Regions from separate parts of the Homo sapiens genome. Here all the other regions are linked to region 1. A link is a contact called in ENCODE Hi-C or POLR2A ChIA-PET data. All regions are on one chromosome and are shown on one strand. Each heading gives the region's core, a stretch centred on a gene start or an enhancer-like site at or near the end of the contact. The rest is flanking DNA. Distances are from core to core; before and after follow the strand shown. Region 1 holds the start of SNX32 (sorting nexin 32). Region 2 overlaps PACS1 (phosphofurin acidic cluster sorting protein 1). Region 3 holds the start of ENEMAL (enhancer lncRNA neighbor of NEAT1 and MALAT1).

Evidence for each region. Hi-C counts contacts between places; a loop is a spot of excess contacts on that map. ChIA-PET counts read pairs that join two places held with the same protein, here RNA polymerase II (POLR2A). Pooled maps may share reads with other maps.
Region 2: a pooled map shows a loop between it and region 1 (6-fold over the local background). The contact joins the enhancer-like site here to the promoter of SNX32 in region 1. A Hi-C loop is called at or near these places in 6 of 50 pooled maps.
Region 3: a loop to region 1 is called in a pooled map, with 3 times the contacts of the local background. The contact joins the promoter of ENEMAL here to the promoter of SNX32 in region 1. A Hi-C loop is called at or near these places in 1 of 50 pooled maps. POLR2A ChIA-PET finds 5 or more read pairs at or near these places in 2 of 52 experiments (AG04450 and activated CD4-positive, alpha-beta T cell).

The regions. Positions count from the first base shown.
Region 1 is chr11:65,832,492-65,835,734 of GRCh38, reverse strand. SNX32 (sorting nexin 32) reads right to left here and starts at 1,772. Exons shown (of 13, transcript NM_152760.3): 1 at 1,634-1,772. The coding sequence starts at 1,669. LOC124902693 reads left to right here and starts at 1,936. Exons shown (of 7, transcript XM_047427980.1): 1 at 1,936-3,243. The coding sequence starts at 2,224. RefSeq lists an enhancer at 1,691-1,780 and silencers at 1,705-1,917, 2,091-2,220.
Region 2 is chr11:66,221,120-66,224,362 of GRCh38, reverse strand. PACS1 (phosphofurin acidic cluster sorting protein 1) reads right to left here. Exons shown (of 24, transcript NM_018026.4): 10 at 3,116-3,209. Among named protein-coding and RNA genes, the nearest start is that of KLC2, 35 kb to the left of the region's middle. RefSeq lists enhancers at 587-1,087, 1,088-1,588, 1,394-1,633, 1,694-1,793. Within about 2 kb of position 1,567, at least 4 of the 41 ENCODE cell types and tissues checked have a DNase peak (open chromatin) inside an H3K27ac peak, as active enhancers do.
Region 3 is chr11:65,475,854-65,479,096 of GRCh38, reverse strand. It overlaps ENEMAL (enhancer lncRNA neighbor of NEAT1 and MALAT1), which reads left to right and starts at 1,610. Exons shown (of 1, transcript NR_186313.1): 1 at 1,610-2,320. RefSeq lists enhancers at 1,297-1,386, 1,222-1,817 and a silencer at 1,557-1,686.

The DNA.
Region 1 (3,243 bases), core at 523-3,022:
CAGCAGGTCCCCTAGTCCCCAGCCTCTTTCCTCCTGCCTTAGTATCTCTACTCTGACCTACACTGCTTGGTAGCTGCTTGAGGGAGATGGGCCTCAAAGGTGGACCACAGCTGCTCCATCCTCATCCTCAGCCACGGCCCACTATGCATATGCCTCCATCTCCCAAAAGGGTGCACCTCTCCATGCTCTAACCATCCTTGGCACAACGTGGATGCTCGACAACTCTTTGCTGAAGGAAGTCAAAAGGAAGAAATGGTCTTATCATTACATGAACTCAGAACACAAGTGAAGCCATTAGGGCTGAACAGGATTCTCTCGCCTTGGGAAAGGAGAAGAGGATGCCAGCCTCTGCTCAATCCCTAACATCCTGCCCTCCTCCCCGCCCTCACCTCCCACCCCCTACCCACCTACCCCCATCAAGACAGCCTGAGTTGGTCTTGGGGAGGGTAAGAGTGACAGTGACGGGTCCCTTTCCATCTGTAAGGACAAAGGCAAAACCCTGCCTCCCTTGGCATCCTCATCAGTCCGCACACAGGTGCCACAGAGGCTCCCCACTCCCTTGCTCAAGTCTCCTTTCTCTCACTTGCGCAGACACACACATACACACAGAGACACATGGGCACATACACACACACAGACACACGAGACAAACACAGACACACGCACACACAGACACACATAGAAACACACACAGATACACAGACACACACAAACACACAGGCACAGAGAAACACACACACAGACACACACAACGACATACACAGATCATACACAGGCACACAGACACACACAGATGCACACACAGACACACTGACATAGACACACACAGATATACAAAGACACACGGATACAGACACACACAGACACATGCAAACACACACACAGACCCAGAAATACACAGACACACACACACAGACACACGCAGACCATACACACACACAGAGACACACACACACAGACATAAAGATGCACGCAGACCATACATAGACACAGAGACAGACACACACTCAGACACAAAGAGACACAGACCTGCGCAGACACACACAGGCACATGCGTGCACACACAGATACACACAGAGACACACACAGATGCATACATGCACACATGCAGACCATACACACAGACAGACACAGACACAAAGACACACGCAGACCATACACAGACACAGACACACAGACACACACACACAGACATGCACAGACACACACAGAGACAGACACAGACATGCACGCACAAACACCCACATGGACGCATACGTGCACACACACAGACACACACAGGCCATACACACACACACAGAGACACGGAGACACACAGACACACACACAGATACACAGAGACACACAAAGACACAGACACACACTGAGACACACACAGACACACAGACACACAGAGACACAAATACAGACATACACAGATACACACACACACAGACATATGCAGGCACATCGACATACACACAGACACACAGAGAAACAGACACATGCAGACTATACACACACAGACACACACAGAAACACACAGAGGCAGACCACACACACACAGACACACACACACCACCGCATGATTGGGCATCACGGGCTTTCATGGAGTGAGGGGAGGCTGGGGTGGGGGTCTTCATCCTTTCTCTACCTTGCCCTCCTTCCCAACCTCCGCATACGTCTCCATCGCTCTCCTGGGCTTCAGCGTCCGGCCACTGCCCGCGTGCTCCCGCAGGTCGTCCCCGTAACTCGCCCGAGGAACTGACCGAGTGAGGATGCTCTCAGCTGACGGGGACGCTCTCCCCCGCCCGGCCAAGGAGTCGCCTGGAGTCGGGGGCGGTTCCCACCGCGTTTCCCTCAGCCACGCCTTTCGATTGGGTAGCGGGGCACCGCGCGTGACGCCATTGGCTGCATTGTCTGTCGTTCCTGTCCCAGGCCCCAGCTTTTAAGGGACACGCGGCACGGAGAGTGGGCCGGTGATAGGCGACAGTGTGGGAGCTGGGGTCAGAGTTCATAGGGTCGCAGAGGCCGCGTGCCGCGTCTCCCTCCAGTCCCCGGGGGACTGACCCCCACAACAACCCCGTGCCGCCGTTCCGGGCCCCTCCTTCCAACGGCCACGTGCGGCCTGCGCGTGCGCACTCGCCCAGTTTGGCGCCCACCAGGCAGTGGGGAAGGGGAAGGGGAAGGGGAAGAGGGTGAGGGTGGCAGGGTGGGGACAGGGAATGGGAAGCAGTGGTGGGGATGTGGGTGGTGGACCAGGGGCGAGGGCAGGGGACAATGTCTGTGGAGAAGGGGGGTCTGTTTAGGTTTCCGCTCTTGGACGGGAGGGAGCGGCGGGGTAAGCAGCCTAGGAGGACTAGGGAGCTCCACAAGTCCCGCGGCCAGGGCGCCCCAAGCGAGGCCGGGGTCCGCGAACGGTCGCCACTGGAGCGGGGCTGCAAGGGGGTGCCGATGCTGCGAGAGAAAACCTGGGGACCTTGGAACGGGCTCATGGTAATTGGGAAGAGAGTGGAGCTCCTGACTAGAAACACTCGAAAGCCGAAGCTGGAGTCTGAGTACTGGAGACTGGAAGATGTGGAAAAGACGGTCTTGAAAGGGAAGTCAGGCCCGAGTCAGGAAAGGATGGATGTGAAGCTGCTATACCGTGGAGCAAGTGCATCACAAGCTTCAGCAGATTTGGGGAAAGACAGCCCAAGGGGTATTTGGGGAAAGCAAGAGGTCAAACACGAAATAAAGGCTAAATCTAAGAGTGCAGGGATGACAGCAGGGCCTATGAAGGGGTCTGGGTTTGAAGAGAGGTTGAGGTCTGCTGGGGAGAAGGTAGGGACCAGTGGAGAGGACTTGAGATCCAATGGATATAAACTGGGACAGGATGAGAAGGGGTTGAGGTCTAGTGTAGACAAGATGAGATCAAGTGTAGAGAAGCTGAGGTCTACTAGTGAGAAGCTGGTGTGCAGGGGAGAGAAGCAGGGGTCCAGTGGAGTGAAGCTGAGGTCCAGTGGCAGAAAGCTGAGATCAAGTGGAGAGAATTTGAGATCAAGTAGAGAGAAGCTGAGATGGAGTGGAGAGAAGCTGGGAACTAGTGGAGAGAAGCTGGGAACCAGTGATGAGAAGCTGAGGTTGAGTGGAGAGATGCTGAGATCAATCAGAGAGAAGCTGAGGTTGAGTGGAGAGAAGCTGGGAACCAGTGATGAGAAGCTGAGGTTGAGTGGAGAGAAGCTGAGGTTGAGTGGAGAGAAGCTGAGATCAAGCAGAGAGAAG
Region 2 (3,243 bases), core at 318-2,817, 390 kb before region 1:
GGCGTGGTAACATGCCCAAGATCACACAGTCAGTGGAGTGGTGGAGTCAAGACTCAAACTCAGAAGCTCTACCCTGTCCCAAATGTGTTTTTGCCCTGACAGAGGCCCTTAGGCCATCATATTATAAAGGCTGACACTCACCTGGCTTTTTTTTTTTTTTTTTTTTTGAGATGGAGTCTTGCTCTGTTACCCAGGCTGGAGTGCAGTGGCGGGATCTTGGCTCAATGCAACCTCTGCTTCCCAGGTTCAAGCAATTCTCTGCCTCAGCCACGCGAGTAGCTGGGATTACAGGTGTGCATCACCATGCCTGGCTAATTTTGTATTTTTAGTAGAAACAGGGTTTTGCCATGTTGGCCAGGCTGGTCTCGAACTCCTGACCTCAAGTGGTCCACCCACCTCGGCCTCCCAAAGTGCTGGGATTACAGGTTTGAGCCACCGTGTCCGCCCTCAACTGGCTTTTGAGCCAAATGGGCTCCTATACCGACACCACAACCCTACAGATGAGGCACCGAGGCTCAGAGTGTCTAAGTAATTTTTTCTGTAAGTTTTATAAGTCAGGTAACTAACATTTATTGAACATCCACAGTGTTAGGTGTTCTGCTTACTGCTTTTGGGGCACTGTCTCAGTTAGTGATTTAGTTACATTTTGTTATATTAGGGCACTTGCTCTACATTCCTAGAACACTAAGAAAGAGTCCTCCCTCAGCCAGCTCCCAGGTATCTTTCTAGAGTCATCCCATATAGTTAAGAGGGAATTTAGCTCTCATGGCCAGGGGTAGGGTTTGCCCAGTAGGGTTTGCCCATGTGGATGCTGTCAATTCAGCAGGGCCATTCAGCAGTTCCATGTGAGGAAATGCATCTCCAAGCCACATCCTAAACACTAATACCAAAGAAAGTGAGGTGGCTGGGTACACACTGCACTCCAGCCTGGGGAGTACAGCGAGACCCTATCTCAAAAAAAAAAAAATAGGCCGGGCACAGCGGCTCAAGCCTCTAATCCCAGCACTTTGGGAAGCTGAGGCGGGCGGATCACCTGAGGTCAGGAGTTTGAGACCAGCCTGGCCAACATGGAGAAACCCCATCTCTACTAAAAATACAAAAATTAGCCGGGTGTGGGTGGCACGTGCCTGCAGTCCCAGCTACTCGGGAGGCTGAGGCAGGAGAATCGCTGGCACCCGGGAGGTGAAAGTTGCAGTGAGCCGAGATCGCTCCATTGCACTCCTGCCTGGGCGATAAGAGCAAAACTCCGACTCCAATAAAAATAAAAAATAAATTTAGAAAGAGTTTTTTTTTTTTTTTTTTTTTTTTGTAAATCGAGGTCTCCTCAGTTCTTGGATCCCCATGAACCCGGCCTGGAACGGCGTCTAGGGTGCAGGGTCTGCAGGGGCAGGGCTGGGGTTTCTCCCAGGGAGGAGTCTGTTTGGGCTGCAGTTTCCCATGCATTGCCTCACTAACGTCACGTGGGGCGCTGTCCTAAGCAGGAAGAACGGTGAGCTGGGAGAGAGCCCCACCTGGTGGCAACAGGCAGAAGGGCAGCCAGGGGATGCCCCAAGAGAAGGTGGTTTCCAGGACAGGCACCTGCCCTTTCAGACCCGTGCTTTTCAGCGGTAGAGGCCTCTCCTGTTTCCTATCATCTCCGCACAATTACTACCGATCTGCAGGGCGAGTTTGGTATTCCCCCTGGTGAACCATGAGTAGGCTTCATCTGCCAGTAAAGCAGGTGAACAGGAGGACTTAAAGGATTTGTTTCTTTGATCTACAGAAAAGACACTGGGCTTTGGAGGGCAAATCCTAAGCTGGGCACTCACATCGCGACAACACTCACTTGCCTTCCATTGTAAACGAAGGAAGAGCAGCTTCCTAGGGCCTGAGGTCACTTCAGGCTCACACCCACCCCTGCCTGTGATCTGCTGAGGGAGCAGGGCCTTTCTAGGAGGGGCGGAGCAAGGCCCAGGTCGTGGCTCCGGCTGCTACAGTACATGCCCCCTTTTCCCCTTGCTCACCAGAAAAAATGGAAACCTCTTGACTAAATTATAAATTTTCTCGGGGCACTGCTCCCCTCTATGGATTCTTGGCCCAATAAAGCCTACTAGGGCCTCCTGAGCACGTCTCAGTGGCTCCCCTCCTCTCCATACCTGCTCCTTCCCCAGTCTGGTGCAGGGCCACTCACTACTGGCCAAACGCCCACTCCATGCCACACTCTCAGCTACCACAGAACAGACACGAAGGGAGAGGTTTTTGTTTGTTGAGATAAGGTCTTGTTCTGTCACCTAGGCTGGAGAGCAGTGGTGCGATCACAGCTCACTGCAGCTTCTGCCTCCTGGGCTCAAGGGATCCTCCTGCCTCAGCCTCCCAAGTAGCTGGGTCTACAGACGTGCACCACCATGCCTGGCTAACTTTTGCATTTTTCGTAGAGATGGGCTTTCACCATGTTGCTCAGGCTGGTTTCGAACTCCTAGGCTCAAGTGATCCACCCGCCCTGGCCTCCCAAAGAGCTGGGATTATAGACATGAGTCACCACGCCCAGCAGAGGGGGAGATTGTATGTATTCTGAGAGGGAAGGCGCTGGGCCATGGCAGAAACAGACCAAAAGGAACAACCCAGCCTGACACAGCAATGACCCCAAAGAGCTAAGCTCCCAGCCAGACTGAGGGGAGGAAAACTGAGGCTGAAACAAGATGAGGCCATTTTCTTTTTTCTTTTCTTTTTTTTTTTTTTTTGAGGGAATCTCGCTCTGTCGCCAGGCTGGAGTGCAGTGGCTCAATCTTGGCTCACTGCAACCTCCGCCTCCCGGCTTCAAGTGATTCTCCTGCCTCATCCTCCTGAGTAGCTGGGACTACAGGTGCACACCATCACGCCCAGGTAATTTTTGTATTTTTAGTAGAGATGGGGTGTCACCATGTTGGCCAGAATGCTCTCAATCTCTTGACCTCATGATCTGCCCGACTCCACCTCCCAAAGTGCCAGGATTACAGTTGTGATCCACCATGCCCAGCCAATGGGGCCACTTTTCTAAGGTCACAACATGAGCCCTGATCAGAGATGCAGAGGGCCAGAGCGTCGAGCCCTGACATGCCACGGTCCCACCCCGCCCCGCAGTCGCGGTTGCGCTCACAGGGCTGGTGGTGTCTTTTCCGAGGCTGCCTTTGCTGTTGAGGCTGCCAATCTCCGTCTGGGAGCTGGACTGCGACATCCCCTCAAAGAAAGGCCTGTGGTGAAGAGCACAGCCAGGGTCAGTGCTGC
Region 3 (3,243 bases), core at 361-2,860, 360 kb after region 1:
GGCCGCACGACCCCCGGCCCTGAAAAGCCCTGGGCCTCGCCCCGTAACTCCCTCCTAGCTCTGGACGCTTGGGGCGGGCAGCGGGAGCTGACGCAGCTGCCAGCGCCCTTGGAAGACTCGGGCTCCGGGAGGCGAGGCGAGGCGCGACTGTGGGACGCAGTGCAAGCTGGGAGTCACCCCCTCGGCATGACCCCCTTCGCATCACCCCGGACGGAGCTCAGCCCGCCCCCGCAGCCAGAGCCCCTGCTGCTGCGGGGAGGGAAGGAGGAAAGGATGCGGCCCATTCTCCTTCCAGCTCTGGACCCACAGCAGCCCCTGAGGAGAGCAAAGGTCACCTGGTGGCCATCGAGCAGCCCAGGCAGAGGCAAAACTCTTTATCTGAGGAATTCAGAAGTAATGAGACTTCCCTATACCATTTGGTTCCTAGCTCCGGTCCAACAAAATTTCCAAGTAATTAGAATTTCTATACATCTCTGCAAATGCATGCCTGTCCAAACTCATTGTGCAACAACCCTTGCTGACTGGCATTAGGCACCAAAATGTCTACAAATGTAATCATTTATCATGACCTATGTGGCTAGTGTGGTCCAAGTTACCCTTAAGCTCCCTCTTTAAGGTCCATAAATGCCCCTAAGGAAAATCCCTAAGTCCTCTAGCTGAGGCGCCCCTCTGCACTCTTCTGTAGTGCTTTTTCTTTTTCTTTTAATTATTTTTATTTTTTTATTAATTATTATTATTATTTTTTTTGAGATGGAGTCTTGCCTCACTCTGTCTCCCAGGCTGGAGTGCAGTGGCCGGATCTCGGCTCACTGCAACCTCTGCCTCCTGGGTTCAAGCGATTCTCCTGCCTCAGCCTCCCAAGTAGCTGGGACTACAGGCAAGTGTCACCACTCCCAGCTAATTTTTGTATTTTTAGTAGAGACAGGGTTTCACCATGTTGGCCAGGCTGGTCTTGAACTACTGTCCCCAAGTGATCCACCCGCCTCGGTCTCCCAAAGTGCTGGGATTGCAGGCGTGAGCCACCGCGCCCTGCCTTGGTAGTGTTCTATATAATGAAACTTTCCTTTTCAAACCTACACTGCCCTCCGTAGTGCAAACCGAACAGCCAGTGCTGAGGCGCAGAGACGCCTCAGGCACCAGGTGGGAGCAGGCAGGAAAGGCACGTGTGCGAAAAGGGAGGAAAAGGGGACGGAGAGCTCACTGGCCAGGGGAACGGAGTCGGTGACAGAAAGGGCTGCTGGCCGTGTGGGGTGTGTGGGCTGTGTGGGGTGGGGTGTGTGGTGTGTGTGTTTTGCGTATTTTTAATAGAGACCGGGTCTGGCCAGGTTGCCCAGGCTGGTCTCAAACTCCCCTTCCCGTCCTGGAACCCCTTGGACTCCCCAGTTCGTAAGGCCAGTGCAGAGATCCTGGGGAGGGAGAAGCAGGGCCAGCTACCACCGCCCTTCCGCTCCAGACGGTCCCGCAGATTGGCCAATCCCGGCCGCCCAGCCAGATGCTTCCCGGTGACTCAGCGCCCGGCGTGTCACGTGACGGCGGGTGGGCACCCGCGCAGGGGCCGCTGGGAGTCCCGCGCTGCCTCCCCTGCCCCCGCGCCGGGGCCACGTCCCCCAGCCAGGTCCCTTCTTCCTGCCGTGTCCCCAGGGCAGGACCGCATCGGAGAGAGTCCGGGAGGAGGCCGCGCTCCTGGGGGCTGGAGACCCGGCGGCGGTGGCCACTGCGCGCTGTTCCAGCCTTGAGGGAGGGAACCGCGGGCCTGGGTCCGCCTTGGGATTTGGGAACCGGTTTCCTGCCGGGTTGACCTAACTTGAGCCTTCAGTAGTTCCGGGGCGGGTGTTGTGGTCTCCGTTCCAAAGTCGGGAAAACGGTATCTGGGCTGGCGAAGGGCCGCGAGGGTGGTGGGAGGACCCTGTGGCTGCGCCGAACAGACCGCGGGAACCCACACTGAGTGGGGTGGGACGGGCTGCCACCCCGGCTTTGTCAGCCCCATGCCCCCTTCTCGCCCTTCATCCTCTGCTCCCTCACTTAGGCTCCAATTCCTCCTGATTTTGTTCTGTTTTTCCCTTCGGGCATCCAAGGCAGCCACCTGCCCAGGCCTGGGCCTGTTCAAACACTGTCTCCGCTGTACTCCCTAGCTCCTTGAACCCCTACATTGTCTGCATTCAGGAAGTTTTGTGGCTTTTTAGGATTTTTTTTAAACACAGGGTCTGGCTCTGTTGCCCAGGCCGGAGTGCAGTAGTGTGATCATAGCTCACTGTAACCTCGAACTCCTGGGCTCCAGCCATAGGAAGCTTTTAATAAAACAACCTTTGCTCCGACCGCACCCTGGCCTTGCTGGATAAAGCCAGGCCTCTCTCTTGGGTTACAGCAGGCCCTTCAGGACTTGGCTGCCCCTCTCTGTTCCAGCTTCTCCTGATGTTCCTCGCTCACCCCAGAACTCCTTTCCCAAAACTGAGGGAACTCCAGCTTGTCCTTAAGATCTCAGCTCTGCCCAGTGGTCTCCTTAGACTGGGTGTGAGGGTCCCGCTGTGGACTCCCTGAGCTTAGGGAGAGGGCAGATTTGTTCCTGCTCTCTCAGGCCCAGTTTAGGCCTCAAGACAAGAGCCCAGGTTGTCTCCTCAGAGCTCAGAATGCTGCCACCACGTGTGGTCAGACCACTATTGGCCCAGCTCTAACCAGTAACTGGAGCAAGGCTTAGGATTGCTGAGAAAGATTGGGGGCAGCAGAGAAGCTTCTAAGAAAAGGTTAAATAACACACCTCTTTTTCTTGTTGTTGTTTTTGTTTTTTTGAGACGGAGTCTTGCTCTGTCGCCCAGGCTGGAGTGCAGAGGCGCGATCTCGGCTCACTGCAACCTCCGCCTCCTGGGTTCAAGCGATTCTCCTGCCGCAGCCTCCCAAGTAGCTGGGAGTACAGGCATGTGCCACCACGCCCAGCTAATTTTTGTATTTTTAGTAGAGATGGGATTTCACCATGTTGGCCAGGATCTCGATCTCCTGACCTCGTGATCCACCTGCCTTGGCCTCCCAAAGTGCTGGGATTACAGGCATGAGCCACCGCGCCCTGCGGATACTCCTCCATTAAGAAAAACATATTGGCCGGGCGCGTTGGCTCACGCCTGTAATCCCAGCACTTTGGGAGGCTGTGGCGGGTGGATCACGAGCTCAGGAGATCGAGACCATCCTGGCTAACATGGTGAAACCCGTCTCTACTAAAAATACAAAAAAAATAGCCGGGCGTGGGCCGGG